3 separate regions of the Homo sapiens genome follow, and regions 1 and 2 are each linked to region 3. A link is an interaction called in ENCODE POLR2A ChIA-PET data of the cell type or tissue named here. Cell type or tissue: HepG2. All regions are shown on one strand. Each heading gives the region's core, and the rest is flanking DNA. Links, peaks and the distances in the headings are about the cores only.

What was found. ChIA-PET counts read pairs that join two places held together with the same protein. Peaks named below come from ENCODE experiments on the same cell type or tissue, not always from the same donor. Only the 100,000 strongest peaks of a DNase experiment are listed, where the experiment ranks them.
Region 1: POLR2A ChIA-PET joins it to region 3 with 13 read pairs; 2 of 35 experiments call an interaction of 5 or more read pairs at or near these places.
Region 2: POLR2A ChIA-PET joins it to region 3 with 20 read pairs; 6 of 35 experiments call an interaction of 5 or more read pairs at or near these places.

Annotation. Positions count from the first base shown.
Region 1 is chr17:6,850,869-6,857,439 of GRCh38, reverse strand. It overlaps the pseudogene ALOX12P2. Among named protein-coding and RNA genes, the nearest start is that of TEKT1, 22 kb to the right of the region's middle. RefSeq lists an enhancer at 2,463-3,662. In HepG2, for the core only: a CTCF peak has its summit at 3,561; DNase peaks (open chromatin) are centred at 3,059 and 3,539; H3K4me3 peaks cover 1,835 bases.
Region 2 is chr17:6,792,399-6,798,969 of GRCh38, reverse strand. It overlaps TEKT1 (tektin 1), which reads left to right. Exons shown (of 8, transcript NM_053285.2): 8 at 1-977. Among named protein-coding and RNA genes, the nearest start is that of FBXO39, 19 kb to the right of the region's middle. RefSeq lists a cis regulatory region at 2,722-2,739 and an enhancer at 2,658-2,802. In HepG2, for the core only: no CTCF peak of the experiment used is centred there; DNase peaks (open chromatin) are centred at 2,359 and 2,829; H3K4me3 peaks cover 650 bases.
Region 3 is chr17:6,709,831-6,716,401 of GRCh38, reverse strand. SLC13A5 (solute carrier family 13 member 5) reads left to right here and starts at 3,033. Exons shown (of 12, transcript NM_177550.5): 1 at 3,033-3,170. The coding sequence starts at 3,069. In HepG2, for the core only: CTCF peaks have their summits at 2,847 and 3,882; DNase peaks (open chromatin) are centred at 2,841, 3,921, 4,461 and 5,091; H3K4me3 peaks cover 2,887 bases.

The DNA.
Region 1 (6,571 bases), core at 873-5,872, 140 kb before region 3:
AGCCACTAGGGAAAACAGTTTGGCATTTTCTCAAAGTACTTAAAACAGGACTACCATTTAGCCCAGAAATCCCATTATTGGGTATATACCCAAAGGAACATAAATTGTTTTGCCCCAAAGACACGTGGACACATATGTTCACCTAGCACTATTCGTAACAGTAAAGACATGGAATCAACCTAAATGTCCATCAATGGTAGACTGGATAAAGAAAATGTGGTACGTATACATCATGGAATACTACATAGCCATTAAAAAAAAGGTCATGTCCTTTGCAGCAACATGGATGGGGCTGGAGGCCATTATCCTAAGCGAACTAATGCAGGAACAGAAAACTAAAGACTACGTGTTTTAACTTATAACTGGACACAAGGAAGGGAACAACAGACACTGAGGCGTACTTGAGGGTGGAGGGTGGGAGGAGAGTGGGGATCAAAACAAACTACCTATCAAGAAACCTGCTTATCACCTGGGTGACAAAATAATCTGTACACCAAACCTCTATGACACAAAATTTACCTACGTAACAAACCTGCATATGTACCCCTGAACCTAAATGTTTAATATTTTTAAAAATGCAAATTTAAAGGATTTGGTTTTCCTTTGTAATTGCATCGTCATGCAATACGTAGATGTCCACCTTCTTTGCTCCAGTACATTTGATAATTTATTGGCAGATACTCGATACCTTTTGGATGATCTGACTTAAAAGGGACATTGTTTTCAAGAGACAAAATATAATTTCACTATCCTTAGTTTTCCTATTTTCAGTTTCACTCTCTAAAACATGACATCTCCTGTAAGGGAAAAACTTTGTCTCCAGATGTATGAAAAGCATCCTTAATTACACTTTATCTAAAACAATGAGACAACTCCTGGACTTTCTCAGACTGGTTGGCTATTGTAGAATGTGGATTCCTTGTCTGAACCCCTAGAACGAGAATTAACCTCTATAACAGTATTGGATCCTTTTAAAAACCTCCCTTTCCTCTTCCCCCAGCTTGGGACTCCCCAACTACTCCTTGCCCTTCTGCCTATTCATTCATGAGAGAGAACATACTTTAGATGTCCTGTCTCAGAAATACAAAAGGAGCCTGAGGCCCATTGGATATTTTACCTTCTTGCTAGGCCCTATAGCTCAAGCCTTCCTTCCTTGCTTCTGAGTTGTCATGGCAACAGCAAATTTGATTCAAGCCACAGTTGATTTTGTGCTAGGTCATACTTCGCACACTTCTGTGCCCAAGTGGTTCACATCTTTGTCCTGACTGCGAACCCCCAACGTTTTTCAACCTCTAACCTTACCTCTTATGAGATCCTTTTGTTTGCTCCTTCTCACATTACTATTCACCATTACCAAAATCTTAACCTTGTTACCATTTCTCTCCCAACTGAAGTACAACCACCATGACTGTATTTCAGCCACCTAAGCTCTAACCTTTCCCCGTCCTGATCTTTCTGAAGTACCTCTTATAGATCCAGATCTCATTTTCTTTGTTGATAGTTCATACCTCTGACTTCAGAAAGAGGTTTCCAGGCTGAATATGCCATTGCATATATCCACAGTCCCATAACATATGAGGCTTTACCCAGTGCAAATTATATCAGATAGAATAATTTGTGGCTCTCACAAGAACCTACACTTTAGCTAAGAATCAAAGAGTTAACATCAACACAGATAACAGATATGTTTTTAGGGTATTACATGACTTTGACCTGTTGTGGAAAGCCAGGGAATTTGTGACTACTAGTTTAAAATGGGAAATGTGGGTAACCTCCTAGAGGCCTTATTATTACAAGAGCTGGCCATACTCAAGATAGAAGCTTATATGGGCAATAGACCCCTAAGGCAAGGGGAAGCTCAGCTGATAAGTATGCTAAGTAGCAGTTTATAAATCTGTCCCAGTCCCACTGTAATCAGACCAGATATTAAACCTACTCAGTTTGCCAATTTATCCTCTATTTGAGGACATTAAAATATCTCAGTTAAAGGCCCCTGAAGATGAAAAGGCTAATTGAAAACAAGGTGGATGTTTTACCCACCAAAAAGTCCAAAGATAGGCTTTGAAGACACTGAGAAGGCTACTTGGGCTCTCCTTCGTCCCTGACCTGAAGTTCAGTCTTCACAAAATTTTTCATCATGGGAAAATACTGACTCAATGCCTTCATCATCATTTGTGGGGAAACTTCACTCCTTACTTGGAATATCTGCCAACAACAGAATCCTGGAAAAGTTATAAAGGTAGAACGAGGAAGAGAGCCACCTCTAGCAGGACTCTTTCTCTATTGGCAAAGATATTTTATTCAACTTCCTAAGTCAGTGTTATTAATATGCCCTGGCCATTGTTTTTATGTTCACTTATTGACTAGAAGCTTTTCCACGTAAGAAGCCCACAGCTGCAACTGTTTGTTCTCTTAGAACAAATTTTCCCCTCCTGAGGAATTCTACTTGCCCTGTCAAGTGACCAGGGAACTCATCGCACCAGTAAAGTCATCCAAAAAAATCCAAGAGTTCTTCCTCTGTCCCCCAAATTACATGATCCTCACCATATCCAGTCATGCAGAATGATTGAACAAGCAAACAGACAAAACTAAAATTTTCAAAACGTTCTGAGGTGAGGCCAGGTGTGGTGGCTCATTCCTGTAATCCCAGAACTTTGGGAGGCTAAGGCAGGAGGATTACTTGAGACCAGCCTGGACAACTTAGTGAGACCGCATCTCTAGAGTAAAAATACATATTTATATTTTTAAAACTTTCAGAGAACTCAACCTTCCATGGCCCAAGGTCTTTCCCTTGGTCCTAATTGCTCTCTAGCCTTTCCTTGTTAGACCACACCTGCCCCCTCAAAAAACAATTACTAGCAGAACTATGAGAATTCCCTACTCTATAAGGGCAACAGAAGACTCCAGTGAAGTTAATTCAGACATGATTTCAGAATTCAACCTTGAATGCATGTCTCACAACTTAAAAAGTACAGGAGTTACTTACAATAAAAATCTACTTCACCTGGAGATCTTAAACCGGGGCTCTCCAGGATTATGGCTGCCTCTGCTGAGTCATGCAGGTTGTCAGAGAAGCAGGGGAAAGCCGGCAGTCACAGGCCTCCCCCAGATCCCACGCACACCGAAGGGCTGGTCTCACTCCCACCGTGTCCCCTGCAACACCTCTGAGTCTGTTTCCAGACAGAGGACGGGCTTGAAAACTTGCCCGAGGCTTTCCGCCTCCCACCTGTGAAAGAAAAGGGCTTTAGTTCTTCCCCCACCTGTGAAGTCTGCAAGCCAGATCCGCATCCTCCCCCAAGTTCCGGCCAGGAGGCTTCTCGCCCCACTCAAATTGTTACAAAATTCAGCTAGGGAAGTCCTTCTCCCGGTAGGGTTTTACCTCCTGCTCCTCTGGCCTCCCTCCTGATGAATCCCAGTGGTGCCAGGCAGGAATAGGCTACCTGGGGATTCAAAGAGCTCCCAGGGCCTCCCTGCTGCCTCCTCTGCCCCTGTATTTCGCTTGGTCCGGTTCTCTAACTTGACTCAGCTCCAGGTGAAGTCGGGAGCATCTCCCGGAAGCAGACCTTCAGCTTCTCCAGTAGGGGGTGTGTGTTCCGGAAAGGAGGGTCTCCCTTTCCCACTTCCGCAGTTGGGGCACTCACAGTATTTGGGGTGTCCCCCGGGTCCTGCAGGAGCAGTCTGCTTCTTTCAGAGGGTCTGTGGGCCCTCTCTCAAAATATTTTTTTAAATATTAAAAGCAGCTGCTGATAGGGTTTGTCCCCACCAAATACCATGTTAAAATTTGATCTCCAGCGTTCAAGGTGAGGCCCGGTGGGAAGTGTTTGGGTAATGAGGACAAATCCCTCCTCAATGGTTTGGTGCCTTCCCGTTGGTAATTAGTGAGTTCTTGTTCTATTACGTCACGTGAGAGCTGGGCTGGTTGTTTAAAAGAGCCTGGCATCTCTCTAGCTCACTTTCTCACCGTGTGACATGCCTGCTTCCCCTTCACCCTTCAACATGAGTAGAACCTTCCTGAGTCCCCTATCAGACATAGATACTAGTGACATGCTTCTTGTACAGTCTGCAGAATCATGAGCCAAACAAACCTCTCTTCTTTTTTTCTTTTTTTTTTTGAGATGGAGTCTCGCTCGGTAGCCAGGCTGCAGTGCAGTGATGCGATCTGGGCTCACTGCAACCTCCGCCTCCCAGGTCCAAGTGATTCTCCTGCCTCGGCCTCCGGAGTAGCTGGGACTACAGGCACGTGCCACCACGCCCAGCTAATTTTTTTATTTTTAGTAGAGACGAGTTTCACCATGTTGGCCAGGATGGTCTCAGTCTCTTGACCTCATGATCCGCCCGCCTCAGCCTCCCAAAGTGGGAGGCCCCTCTTTTCTTTATAAATTACCCAGCCTCAGGTATTCCTTTATATTAATAGTAATGCAAAACAGACTAACACAGATGGAGAAATGGATTCCAGCTTTACTTATTAGAAGCTATACCCTAAAATGCGTTGAGGGGGAATACCAGTAAGTACCAAGACAAAGAGCTCTCAGAGAACCCCCCAAAGATCCAAGCCTTGGAGTTACCCGTTTCCTAGAATACATGAAAGTGAGAAATACCAGGACTGGCTAAAAGTCTATATATGGAACAATGCCCAACCCACATACCCCACCTTGCACGGAAGATACACCTTTGTCAAGACCCTAGAGTTTTATTCTCTGGAGAAACTGAAATGAAGAGGGTCTGAACTTAGAGCATTAGGTACAGAGATCAGTTCGATTGGGGGATAACGTAAAATGGGGATAACGTCAAAGTCTGCAAAATGAACAGTGAAGCCCCATCCTTTTTCCCGCTCCCTGCCCCTAGAACATCAGGAGCCAGGTGTTGTTCTGAATTCAGGCAATTGGAAGAATAATCTATTAAAAAAAAATTCTGGGCCGGGCATGGTGGCGTAATCCCAGCACTTTGGGAGGCTGAGGTGGGCGGATCACAAGGTCAGGAGATCGAGACCATCCCGGCTAACATGGTGAAACCCCGCCTCTACTAAAAATACAAAAAAATTAGCCGGGCGTGGTGGCGGGCGCGCCTGTAATCCCAGCCACCTGGGAGGCTGAGGCAGGAGAATGGCGTGAACCCGGGAGGCGGAGCTTGTGGTGAGTAGAGATCTCGCAGCTGCACTCCAGCCTGGGCGACAGATCGAGACTCCAACTCGAAAAAAAAAAAAAAAAAAATTCTGAATTGCCCCAGAGAAAATATCTCCAAATATCAATATCTGGGGATGCCCCAATAATCACCACCAGACTACTCAGAAAAATTTACAAGCACCACTTGTACACATAGAGCTTCAGGTCTTTCTTTTTATAGCCAGTATTTTCCTGAGGATAGTTCTTGCTCTTGGTCCTTTACTAGTTGTTAACTTGAAACACTGTGAACATTTTCAATGAGCAAAGGCAATCTTTATTTCAGGAATAGTGTTTCTAAGTTTTCTGTGGATATATAGTGCCATTTGTTCTATCTTTCCTGGAGTATACTTTGCAGATGACTCTCAAATCTGTGTGTCTAGCATGGACCTTTCCCTCAGCCCTGCACATTCACACACAACATCTTTTTCTTGAGGTACCTCCAGCTAGTGAAATGCAAATTAAAAAAAAAAAATTAGTCACTGCTCTCCCTCTGACCCCTCATTATTACTGTCACCATATCATTTTCCTCATCTACACTGGTGTTTTGGGTAATATTATTCCCCTAGACATTCATCCTACAAATTTTCAGTCAATTCTGATTCTTCTAACTCTTCTTCATCCTTCCCTCACCACCAAGCCACTGATTCAGCGTTTATTGAATTCCCCACAGCTGTCTTTTCCTTGCCCTTCCCACTCACCTTTCCCTCATTATCATCTCCTATTTGGACTGCTGATGTACTGTCAGAATTGGCCTTCTCACTCCACTACTTTTCTTCAATCTTCAAACTTCTGCCAAGTTAATCTTTCAGATGACCAGCTCTGATCATCATCCTCCCATATCAGAAATCAACATTGGCTCCCTGCCATCACTGCAACCTAAAAATAAACAACAAACAAACAAACACCTTTCCAAATGCAGTGCATAGATTAATCTTCCTATACCTCCTTTTTAATGACAAAAAGTAATACATTTCTGGGAAGACAGTTTCAGTGGAGGCAGCATAGAATTTGGATCTTCCTGGATATCCACATAAAAACAGACAGAACTAGATAGCAAAATCAAATACTCATGAATCACATTTACAAAAAGCTAGACAAGTAATCCCTGCAAACTCCAAAACAGGACAAACCACCAACAGCCATAAGACCTATGTGTTATCCACATCTCACCTGTGCAAGAGAACTTGGAAGAAAACAACAGGACATATGACAAACCTGAAAATGGTAAAATTGTAGTAGGCCAATTTGGGAACAACAGCTGGAACTAGGAGGGAACATGCCCATTTGTTTTAGGCCATTCTCGCACTGCTGTAAAGAAATACCTGAGACTGGCTCATTTACAAGAAAAGAGGTTTAATTGGCTCATGGTTCTACCGGCTGTACAGGAAACATAGTGGCTTCTGCCTCTG
Region 2 (6,571 bases), core at 464-5,463, 83 kb before region 3:
ACATTTGGTTCCCCGGTGCTCATGGACAGCTGACGGTGTGGGGCTCAGGAGACCTAGCTTCTAGTTGCAACACTGCCAGGAAAGTTTCTCTCCTTCTTTAGGACCACCTGTAAAGTAAGGAAAGGACTATATCGTCTGGAACTCTTCCTGTCCTTGCTGTTCCCTGAATCTGGCTGTCTAGCTGCACATACGGTGTCATAGGGCACAATGATAATGCAGAGTGTGGGCCTAATTCCTGGGAGCTTTGCAATCTAGGTGCTCCTTGGTCCAGAGACTCTTTGCCATCAGAAAGGGATGTTCCCAATCTGGGATGGAGAAACCCCCTTTGAGGCCAAAAGCACTGGCTTAATTCTGTTAATTCTGATCTATGCCACCCCAGTGCTGAACGTCTCCTCTCAGAGTGCTCAGCAAATACACAGCCCTTCCCATGCCTCAATCAAGGAGGGAGGCCCCTCTCTGCTCACTGGGAAGCCTCTGGGTGCTTTTCTGCTCTGGCTCGGAAGAGTCCAAATAAGCCTTCCCAGCTCACTGGGCAGACCTCAGAGTTTCTGCTAACTTAGCAGGGTTTTGAGGTCTGTCCCAGAGGATGTGGCTGGCAGGGTGTGAAGACACTGGGCAAAATCCTTCCTTGTGAATACAGCTCTCAGAGGCAGCCAGCCTCAGTGGTGGATTCAGATCCCAGGCTCTGCAGGGAGATGTGATTCAGATCAGCTGGTGGATCAGCTCCACGCTCTACCTGTGATGTGATCCCCGCCAAGTTACTCAACTTCCCCGAGCTTCAGTTGCCTAATCTGTAAATAAGACTAATAAAGCCTAGATTGGCGAGATAACGTGTGGAAGACTCTCAACACAGTGTCTGGAACATGCTGCTTTTAAGGGAAATGTGATTTTGATTATGGTTGAGGCCATTTCTCAACATGTAGACATAAAATGCGGAAACATCTAAGATTTCAATAAAGCAATGTTTTGTTAGTAAATCTGCTCATGCAATTCCTAGGTCTTATTGGGTATCAATGTGTTTCACAAATGAAATCTGGTCTTAGCCTGTGTTTCATGAAGGACATTTGCAATTAGCCCACGGTTGCAAAAGCCTTTGTAGCTACTGATGAAGGCCACCCTGTTCCGTACCCCTCTGACCCATCCAAGCCAGATATCTTTTTAAGACAAAGTACAATTTTTGTCTTAGATAACACAAAATTTATTTTTAAATACCATCACTTAAATTGGGAGTCATTTAAACTTGAATTTTCTTAACATAGAACCAAAGTTGAACGTGTCTGTAATCCACATAATTAAAAGAAACACAGGAGCAAAGTTTCTGTCTCTTCCGTGGTTCATTTGGCAGTGATGAGTGGGAATTCTCTCGGGTAGCACAGGATTTGGCACACTGGGAAAATCTCCGGAAGGTTGTTTTTCTCCCAGAGTACCCAATCTAGGTACTTCTCTATTCTGTGGATTCTGTTGCCTGCCACTCACCCTAACCCAGAGAGTCCATGTCTTGTCATCTTTGCCCTCCACCACCACTCTAGCATGCTCTGGGGGTGCCAGGCTTGGGAGTGACAAGGTCAGAGCCACCCTCCCAGGGGAGCAGGATCATATTTGGGTAACAGTAATGAGTAATGGCATTAGAACCCACATTTGGTTCCCGTTCAGTCTGGGCTCCATTTAAACGTAGTTTCTCATTCATTCATGCCCAGCCCTGATTCTTTCATGAGTCAATTTTTCTGTGGCTTATGTAGGTATGACACAACCTCAGGCCATCCCAGATAATTGACTGATGGGCAACAATAGTGATGACCTGTCACACTTGGCTGTGATCCACAGTTCATAAAGTGACTTCTTGTATATTTTCTCATCAAATCTTTACAAAAACCTGAAGAGGCTGGTATGATTACTAGCTCCATTTTATAGATGGGATGCTGGCCTTTATGTCAGACACACCAAGGTTCAAATCCTGGCTCACTCTTCCTCTTACTGTGTGACCTAGGGTAAGTTGCTTAGCCTCTCTGTGCCTCTGTTCTGTTATCTCAGAGTCATGAGGCCTACACTGTCCTTGTGATCCACATAGCCCTTTTCTGGTGTAGCACTTTGCCATCCCAGGCTCCGGGATAGAGGAGGCTAGTGAGATTTTTGTGGTTTCCAATAAATATTCTTACAGCCTACTGTTGACAAGTGCAGATACCCAAAGCTACAAAACTAACAAGAAATTAATAGGAACACTGATGCTGGATTCTGAGCTCCCTATCATAAGGAATAAAGTACCTGATCACGAGTCAAGCTGGTATCTCTCTCCCCCGGGCAAAAGAGAGACCTATCCTTGCAGCTGCTTAGACCTGCTGGCTAATCCATTGGTCTCTTGCGCAAACAGTCCTCTACTGGCGGGGGAGAGGAAGGAAAGGGGGAGTGGATGAAAAACACGAGGAATGGAGGGCTCCACCTCAGACACTAGTGTTGCAAAGGACACACACCAGGGCAGGGCTGGTGGCCATACAGTCAACAGTCTCTTGTAGTTAATTTATTTTTACAGGGCATATGTAGTATTGAGGCAAACCAAGTCTGACTTACAGAAAATAGCCCAAGGAAGGAAAATAGGGAGCTGGAAAGAAGAAAGTCTTTCAACTCTGCTTAATTAAGTGAAGAACTGGCTCCCACGATCTCACTTTAAGTCCATTGACTACAATTCTAGCTTCCAAAGGTCACTCTGCTACTGGGATCTAGTTTCTGTGACCACCTGATAAGGATGAGCTAACCTTTAACTGAGACCAGATCTGAAGTAAATTAAGTAAACATTCTTTGTTAATCACTGGCACTTGTGTTTTTCACAATGAGCTAACAGTGTTTAAGATCTGGCTTAAAGGCAACAATCTCCACTCTTGCAAAAGAGGCTCCACATTTTCCAGGCTTTGATGAGAACTTCGACATAAACGTCAAACACAGTTCCTGCATCCGAACCGATTCTGAGGCCTTGTAAAACCTGCCAAAATAATAGTTCCAGATACATCCATAAATCAATGAAAACCATATTTAACAGAAAGAGAATAACCTTATTTAGGAGAATCATCATATACAGTCTACCTAACGCCACTGCTAAAATATTGGAAATGAACTTGGTCCATAAGAAAGGTACTTGGAGGCCTGGTGTGGTGGCTCATGCCTGTAATCCCAGCACTTTGGGAGCCCACGATGGGTGGATCACCAAGGTCAGGAATTCGAGACCAGCCTGGCCAACATGGTGAAACACCATCTCTACTAAAAAAAAAAATACAAAAATTATCCGGGTGTGGTGGTGGGTGCCTGTAATCCCAGCTACTTGGGAGGCTGAGACAGGAGAATCGCTTGAACCCAGGAGGCAGAGGTTTCAGTGAGCTGAGATCATACCACTGCATTCCAGCCTGGGCAACAAAGAGCAAACCTCCATCTCAAAAAAAAAAAAAAAAAAAAAAAAAAGAAAGAAAGAAAGAAAGAAAGGCACTCGGTCACAATCAATTGTTCTATTTGCTGCTACCTGAAGAAGACTAATATGTTTAATTCAGAAGACAATTTTCCAAGTCTTTTTTCCTCTACGTAAAATTTTTCTCAGCTAATTCTCCAAAGTTAGTGGTGCGATTTTTTTATCCCTCCCAGTTGTTAATTTTATAATTGGAGAACCCCTTATATCACTGGTCCTTCTTGTGTGAAGATCTGGCACACGGAGTCAGCTGGGCTTTAAACTTGGGGGCTTCCACACCCTGGGAAAATGCCAACATCAGTCACTGTCTCAAACACCACCAGAAAATACTCCTGAGAGATCATCAGTTGAAAAAATGAATCTTAGAAAAAGTTTTAAATCCCACATGCAATTTCTCAGGCAAGTAAACAGTTCATTCTTGCGTGGTGGCATTAACGGTGTCAATGTTAAATGAAAGCCAGTTAGAAACCGTAGGGTGTTATGGAACAATTAGGTACCTTAATCCACTGAAACAAATGAGGAAAGTATAAACAGTCAAGTTTCTAGCTTATTGGTTCCTAAGATTCCTAATAGCCAGTGGGAGTGGAGAGGAAAGATTCCTCAGAGTGGACCCAGATCCTAGACTTATACTCCTAAGAGCATGAAAAGTAAATCTGCATCCTCGTTCTCACCAAGTCAATGGCAAGTGGCCACTGGTCCAAATACCACAGCAATGGCTTGATTCATTCTTTTCCCTGGATCATCCCCTGAAAACAGATTAATGTTCAAAATTACAGAACAGCTTAGACATTTAGGTGTGATGTTAGCATTTGGTCACATATTTGCTTGGGCTGTTTCTGCCATAGGTAATCAACCCAATGGTATTAGAACCCCACTTTGGTTCCCGTGCAGTCTGGGCTCCATTTAAATGTAGTTTCTCGTTCATTCATGCCCAGCCCTGATTCTTTCATGAGTCTATTTTTCTGTGGCTTATGTAGGTATGACACAACCTCAGGCTATCCCAGATAATTGACTGATGGGCGACAATAGTGATGACGTGTCACACTCAGCTGTGATCCACAGTTCATAAAGTGACTTCTCGTATATTTTCTCATCAAATCTTTACAAAAACCTGAAGAGGCTGGTATGATTACTAGCCCCATTTTATAGATGGGATGCTGGCCTTTATGTCAGATACACGAGGGTTCAAATCCTGGCTCACTCTTCCTCTTACTGTGTGACCTAAGGTAAGTTGCTTAGCCTCTCTGTGCCTCTGTTCTGTTATCTCAGAGTCATGAGGCCTACACTGTCCTTGTGATCCACATAGCCCTTTTCTGGTGTAGCACTTTGCCATCCCAGGCCCTGGGATAGAGGAGGCTAGTGAGATTCTTGGGGTTTCCAATTGACCAATGCATGTCAGGGAAATTTCTTCCTCTTAGCAAGTGTAGATACATCCCAAGGGCACCTTTCTAGGCAGGGGTTTCTACGTATCAGATCAGCAGGTAACTGCCTAATTTAAGACTGAAGTTTTTGAAAGATCATTGTCAAGTTCCAAATCACCATTTCCTAGAAAGGCTGAGTCAGCGTCTTGCCAGGATACCACCTCTGCAACAGCAGAGAGTGTGGGGCAGTGAAAGGAGAGGGTGAGATTCAAATTCCTGCTCTGCACAAAGTGGCTGTGAGGCTTCAGGGAAGTTATTTATCTGATCTTCCTTTTCTTGGTCTGTAAATCAGATGAAGAACATTCTTCTTGCCAGGATGTTGTGAAGATAAAATGAGTTATGGTATGTACAGTGCCTGATGTAGTGGGTTCCCATTAAATGGTACCCAGTTTCTTCTTAAATGAGTTAGTTTCCAATATTTTGAGAACTAACTCTTTGAACTAAGAGTAAATATTGAAAAGTAGTACCAGGGCTTTAAAAAGTCCAAATTTGTCCAGGCACGGTGGCTCATGCCTGCAATCTCAGCACTTTGGGAGGCTGAGGTGGGTGGACCACCTGATGTCAGGAGTTTGAGACCAGCCTGGACAACATGGTGAAACCCCGTTTCTGCTAAAATTACAAAAATTAGCCAGGCGTGGTGGTGGCTCCTGTAATCCCAGCTACTCGCTAGGCTGAAGCAAGAGAATCACTTGAACCCAGGAGGCAGAGGTTGCAGTGAGCTGAGATCACGCCACTGCGTTCTAGCAGAGTGAAACTGTCTCAAAAAAAGAAAAAAATAAAAATAAAAAGTACAAATTACCTTTCTCCCTCTTTCTTTCTTTTTCTTTCTCTTTCTTTCCTTTCTTTCTTTCTTTCTTTTTCTTTCCTTCCTTTCTTCTTTCTTTCTTTCTTTCTCTCTCTCTTTCTTTCTTTTTCTTCTTTCTTTCCCTCCCTCCCTTCCTTCCTTCTTCTTTTTCTTTCTTTCTTTCTTTCTTTCTTTCTTTCTTTCTTTCTTTCTCTCTCTCTCTCTCTCTCTTTCTTTCTTTCTTTCTTTCTTTCTCTTTCCTTTCTTTCTTTCTTTTTCTTTCTCTTTTGACAGAATCTTGCTCTGTCACCCAATCTGGAGTTCAGAAGCATGATCAGGACTCACTGCAGGCTCGACCTCCCCAGGCTCAGGTGATCCTCCTTCCTCAGCCTCCTGAGTAGCTGGGACCACAGAAAAGTACAAATTTCAAAATAATATATCCCACATTTATTGAGCACCTATCATGTAGCAGGTGTAGTGGGGAGGGAGGTGAAGCGACAATAACCATGATAGCTGTGAGAACAGCCTTGGGGATCAGGAACAACTTCCTGGAAGAGGAGCCGCCTAAACTGAGACAGGAAGGATGACAATGAGCCTGTCTGAAACAGCCATTACCAATTGGTGAGCACCTGCTATGGAACATGAGCAGAAATTCAGTAGCTGAGGAAAAAGGTAGGAAGGACATTCCAGGAAGATGGGAAGGAAGAAACCGATGCTTGAAAGAGCAGGGTGCTTTTAGGCAAGTGTAGATGGGGCTGAGGGCTGGAGGCTGGGCAGAGATTGGACCTGGAGGCCTGAAGGCAATGTAGGAGGCCCAGCAATCCAGGTAGACATAAGAGAGACTGAGTTAAGACATGAATATAGAAATAGTGAAGAAGGGACAGAGTCCAGAAACGTCTAGGGGCTAAGTGGCTTGGA
Region 3 (6,571 bases), core at 869-5,868:
CATTACTTAGGCAGAGTTGGTGGATCCTTCTCTTAAGGCCTCACCAACCAGGGTATTTTGCATACAATTGCAAGAATGGATATTTACTAACAGCTGACTATATGCCAACGCACTGAGTTAAGCTCTGACCATGAACTCATATAATCTCCAAAACAGCCATTTAAAATCAAAGTTGGTGCTATTATCTCCATTTATGACAGGATAAGCTCATAGAGAGCAACTTGTCTGAGGCACACAGCCAGGATGAGCTAGGGCAAGATATAAGCCCAGGAACTCTAGCCTCAGAGTCCATGCTCTGGTGAATCCCTTTGGAAGCAGTTGTATTAAGAACAGAAGTTGTACTTTTACATTGTTGGTGGGAGTGTAAATTAGTTCAACCATTGTGGAAGACACTGTGGCGATTCCTCAAGGATCTAGAACCAGAAATATCATTTGACCCAGCAATTTTATTACTGGGTATATACCCAAAGGATTATAAATCATGCTGCTATAAAGACACATGCACACTATTTACAATAGCAAAGACTTAAAACCAACCCAAATGTCCATCAATGATAGACTGGATAAAGAAAATGTGGCACATACATACCATGGAATACTATGCAGCCATTAAAAATAATGAGGTCATGTCCTTTGCAGGGACATGGATGAAGCTGGAAGCCATCATTCTCAGCAAACTAACACAGGAACAGAAAACCAAACACCACATGTTCTCAGTCATAAGTGGGAGTTGAACAGTGAGAACGCATTGACACAGGGAGGGGAACATCACACACGGGGGCCTGTCAGGGGGTTGGAGGGCAAGGGGAGGGAGAGCATTAGGACAAATACCTAATGCATGTGGGTCTTAAAACCTAAATGTCCGGTTGATAGCTGCAGCAAACCACCATGGCACATGTATACCTATGTAACAAACCTGCACATTCTGCACATGTATCCCAGAACTTAAAGTAAAATTAAAAAAAAAGAAAAGAAAAAAGAACTGAAGTTGTTTACTTGCTCTCATTCATGCATCCCGGAGAAAAAGGTTTGAGTGCACATCCTGGATTAGGCACTGAGAAAGGCACTAGCTGGACAGGTGGTGATGAATAAAACAGACAGTAAATAGAAATTACATCATAATAATGTGTCATATATTTTAAAATAGCTACAAGATATTTTAAATGTTCTCACCACAAAGAAATGACAAATATTTGGGCCAGACGCGGTGGCTCACGCCTGTAATCCCAGCACTTTGGGAGACCGAGGTGGGCGGATCACCTGAGGTCAGGAGTTCGAGACCAGCCTGGCTAACATGGTGAAACCCCATTTCTACTAAAAATGCAAAAAATTAGCCGGGCGTGGTGGTGCACACCTGTAATCCCAGCTACTTGGGAGGCTGAAGCAGGAGATTTGCTTGAACCTAGGTGGCAGAGGTTGCAGTGAGCCGAGATCGTGCCACTGCACTCCAGCCTGGGTGACAGGAGCACAACTCTGTCTCAAACAAACAAACAAAAAACAAAAACAAGAGAAATGATAAATATTCGAGTGATAAATATGCTCATTAGCCTGATTTGAACACACCACAATTATACACACATTGAAAAATCACATGGTACCCCGTAAATATAGACAATGATTTGTCAATTAAAAATGAAATAACACTTAAAAAATAAAAAAGTAAAAAGTAAAAATTACACCAATAAATATAAGAGGTACAAATTGTGCTAAGTGCCCTGGGGACACAGGAAAGGCGGGAAAACCCAGGGCTATATGCATGAGAGTTACAAAGGGAAAAGGACAGGAGGGAGGCAATTGCAGGAGGGGCTTGGGAGAATGCATGTCCTTGGGTGCAGGTCACAGGAAGGAACTCATGAGCTTGATTCAGGATGTGTTGAATTTTCGGGCCGAGACACGTCCAGTCTGCGGAAGGCTGGACATCTGGGACTCTGGCATCATGGCTGGGTTGAAGGCAGAGGATGGTAATCACTAAGGAGCCGGCTGTGGTTAGGCCACCAGCATGGATGAGACTCCCCAAAAGGAAGCTGCAGAATGAGAGGCAGGCAGAGGAGAGGAAAGAAGAAAATCACAGAGGTGGGGATGTCTTTGCATCCGTGTGTCTCCAGTGCCCAAAACAGGGCCTCGCGGAGAAGAGGTGCTCGGCACCTGTCTGTTGCCTGGCGGGCTGAATGAATACATGGGCGACTGTCTCAGTGTCGCCTTAGTTGTGTCCCTTCCTCTCTAGAGCTCCGTTTCCCTCTGACCTGGGTCGGGCGGGCAGCTGCGGCTGCTGAGGCTCGGTGGGGCCCCTCCAAGACGCGTGTCCGCATCTGCCCGCCGGGCGTCTGCGGGGTGCAGCGTCCACTGGAGCGCGACAGCCCCTGGGACAGAGGAGGACAGTGGCCTCGCTTCCCTGTGCGATCGCCCAGGAGCTCCGGGCCGGAGAGTGCGAGCGGGGAAAAGGGGTCCTGCACCTAGAGTGGGGCGGACGTGGCGAGGAAGCCAGGGGGGACCGGGAAGCGAGGCCCGCGGTGCGGAGGGCGCGGGGCGTGGGGGGACACCTCTCGGAGAGACACCGGAGGGGCGGAAGTAAGGAGATGGAAAGGAGAGGGAGATCGGGGAGATAGACCTGAGAGACCCAGAGGCCTGCAGAGAGTTTCATCCGGGACCCTTCAGAGCCCAGGAAAGAGCAGATGCGGACGCGGGAGGGCGCCTTACGCCAAAGCGGGCAGCACCAGTGACCAAAACACGCCCCGCTTGGCAGCCCCGGGACGCACCTCTGCCTCGGCAGCGCAGGAGAGGCTTGGACAGCGCGAGATGCTAGGGCCCAGGCTGCCCCTAGAGGGCTGGCCCGAAGCGTTGGAGTCCAAAGACGCCTCCCACCGCCGCCGGGTGGCAGAATTGGGGGCAGGCGCGTCCCACAGACCCCGAGGGGTGGCCCCGCCCCAGGGCCGCGGGGAGGCGCCCCCGTGCGGGGCGGAGTTGTCACCGCCCCCTCCCCAATCCCCGGGGACTGTGGCCCCTTCTTAAGCCCGCGGCGCCTCTAGCTGCCCCTCACTCGTCTCGCCCGCCAGTCTCCCTCCCGCGCGATGGCCTCGGCGCTGAGCTATGTCTCCAAGTTCAAGTCCTTCGTGATCTTGTTCGTCACCCCGCTCCTGCTGCTGCCACTCGTCATTCTGATGCCCGCCAAGGTCAGTTGCATCTCCAGGCAGCCCTTCGGACACCCGGCGTCCTGTGCCCACTAACGGGCACCGATCCCGGGAGCCCTGAGCTGGAGCGCACGGATTTCGCGGGGAGCACAGCTCTCCCGGGGCGCGCGCACTCAGGAGCTCCAGGTGCCGGATGGGAGGTGCCCTGTAAAGAATCTGAGGGGCATGGCGACCCCAGGGCGCACCACCCTTGGGGTTTACAGATCCCAGGGCGCAAGAGCCGTCCAGGCAAGCACGGAAACCTCGAAGTGAGCACAGATCTCAGCCACACAGATCCCAGCCTTAGGCTCAGCCCCTGGCTCCGAATCGAATCTCCCACAGTGCATAACCCTGTTTCCCCCCAAAATGCCACCTGCGCCAACAGGGAACCTGGGAGCTTGCCTTTCCCTCTCTCTCTCCTGTCTTTTCCCTTCGCCAAAGAAGACTTCAAGCTGTAGGTGGCTTCTGCCGTCAGGAGGGACCTACAGGAAAAAAATCATCACCCACGTGGATCCTGCGCTGTCTTTGCCACTCTCTGGCCCTTCCTTGGGCCTTAGTGTCTCTATCTATGATCCACATTCCTTCCAACCTGGAGAGCCACATCTGATTCATAATCCTGCTCCAGGCTGCAGGCAGGTTGGGGTTGGCCTGCTTTGCCTCCTGCCTGCTGGGGCTGTAGCAGGAGGCGGGACACATTCCCAGAGCTCGCGCCTTGGGTGGCAGGACCTGGAGTTGCAGGGAAGCTTCCTCCCAGGCCCTAGTCTCCTAATGCTTCTGTGAGGGAGAGAGAGAATGAATGGCCTTGGCCGCAGGGTGGGCGCAGGCTCCACTGGGCTGTGCACAGCCAGTTTGGCGGAGGCCCAAGCCCTTTGAAGCCTTTTGTGGCTGCTGGCTGCTCCTTCCTCGTTCCTTCTTTCAGCCCTTTCACTCTCAGCCCAGACAGGAAACCTCCAGCTCCCCACCTCCCCTCCCCAGGCAGGTTTGGGAAACAGAGGAGCTCTTCAGGGGATGCTCTGGGGGGGAGCTCTAGAGGAAGGGAGTGCACTGGGGTGTCAGGAAGCCAACCTGCAAGAGAACTGGACTTCCACCATTCTGTCATCTGTGTGACTTTAGCCAAGTGCCTGTGCTCTCTGGGCCTTGGTGTTCTCATCTGTACAATGGGGCTAGGTGGTTTGGTTCTGACACTTTAAGGCTTTGGGAATCAAAAGGGATTAACGTTAGTTCCTAGGATGGGGGAGGGGGAGACTGGGAGGAGCCCTTGGGTGGGCCTAGCACAGGCCCTGGATGGGTCAAGGACAGCAGATCCAACTGTGGAGGCTGTGCAGTTGCCACACCAACTGTGGGCAGCCACACTTCCTCTGTAGCAAGAAGTCTGGGGTTGTTATTGTCCAGGGGAAGTAGCCAGGCAGGAGAGCTGCGATTTCAGCTCTGCTGGTAGGGAGTGATGTTCCCTGGAATGATTATAGTAGCTTGGCTGACCTTCCTGCCACAGGAGACCCCACTCACACACACACACATACACACTCTCTCTCTCACACACACACACTCACAAACACACACAGACACACACACAAACACACAGACACACACAAAACACACGCACAAACACAAACACACACAAAAACACACGCACAAACACACACCCAAACACACAAACACAGACACACAAACACACACACAAACACACACACAAAACACACAAAAAACACAAACACACACATACACATACACACACACACACACACACACCCTGAACTGGAAACCCTAACTCAGTGTGTGTGTATGTGTGTGTATGTGTGTGTGTGTAAGAGAGAGAGAGAGAGAGATTAAGCTGTCCTTTGAGTGAGGACCAGGGAGGGGAAGAAGAGAACCCAGGGAGAGTCCTTCCAAAGGCTGCCTTCACGAGCTTTCCTTCTGGCGGGGTTGGGTGAGGACCCTGGACCTTGTCTTCTTGTTTTTTCCCTTTCTGCCTGTTTTGGTCACCCTGCCCCCACCCTCCATGGCCGCCCCATTGTGCAAGGAAACCCAGAGGGTACACAGCACGGGCAGGGCAGCTGGGAAGCTGGTGAGAAGCTGGGAGGACCTTGGCAGCCTGAGCAACACAGTCCTTGCCAGGAGGTGACTCCCAGGGCACGCCACCCTCTGCCAACACCCAGGCCTCTCTCCTCACCGACTGTCTCCAGTTTTCCTGTCTCCACCTGGATTCCCTCCTGGCCTCATCTCTGCTCCACTCTCTCTATCCTTCCTCTGGGTCTTTTTTTAATTGAAAAAAAATTTAATGAAATAAATGATAGATTTCTTGTATCACTTATTTTATTAAAATGTAAAAGGTTTCTTTTTTGCAAATCTGTAAGATATAAAGTAAAAATAAAAGTACACTCAAATCCCATAAGTTATTCACATTTTGATGAACATCTTTCCAGATGAATCTCTCTCTCTCTTCCCAGACACACACACACACACACACACACAGTAGGTTTTGCCTGCATTTTTTCATTAAGTGGTGTGTCAGGACACCCTGCCTTGTTAATGTTGAACTTTTCTAACATCCGCTTCCCATCCTGCCCTCTCCCTTGACACTGTGGAGGCATTCTAGACTAGGGGGGTCAAGCCTGTTGACTTCAGGGATGAGGCACCTCCTGGGCTTCTAAATAGTGGCGCGGAGGTGAGGGGGCAGTTAACCTTGTGTCTCGTCCTCTTTCCTAGTGGGTCTGCTTGACTCCTCCAGGAACGCACAGTGTACATTGGTGACGCACGCCACCTACTGCTTCTAAGTTTAGAGAATCAAAAGTTACCGAGGACTTTGTGCGCCATATGGGAAGAATGAGCACTCTTAAATCCACGATTTGCAGATGAAGACATGAAACAAGAGGGGACAGGGACCAGGATTGGGAGCAGGAGGAGTAATTTATGAGCGACATTGTTTAGAATTGCTATCACTTGATGATAGTAAGAAGCAAACTAATTTTTAGCTAATATTATTGTTTTAAAATTCTCTCCAATGCGCCCTCTCATTGTCTGCCCCTGGAGGCATCATTCTGATGGCCTGCCCAGGGTACACCCCGACACCAAGCCCCAAGGAAGTTAGTGGCTGCCAAAGGCCAGACAGTGGCTGACAGTGGGCGCCAATCATATCTGTCTGGTGTCAAAGCCTGGGCTTCCAGTCACGCTGCTGTTCCGCCTTTAGTTCAGCGGCTGTCAACCAGCATTGACCCTTTCTCCTGCCCTCACCCTGCCCCACAACAGGGGAACTTTGGCAAAGTACAGAGACATTTTTTGCTGTCCAACCTGGAGACAGTCTTACTGGCATCTCATAGGTGGAGGCCAGCGGTGCTCTAAACACCCTGCAGTGCACAGCTCCCACAACAAAGCATCATTTAGCCCAAAATGTCAGTGTGCCGAGG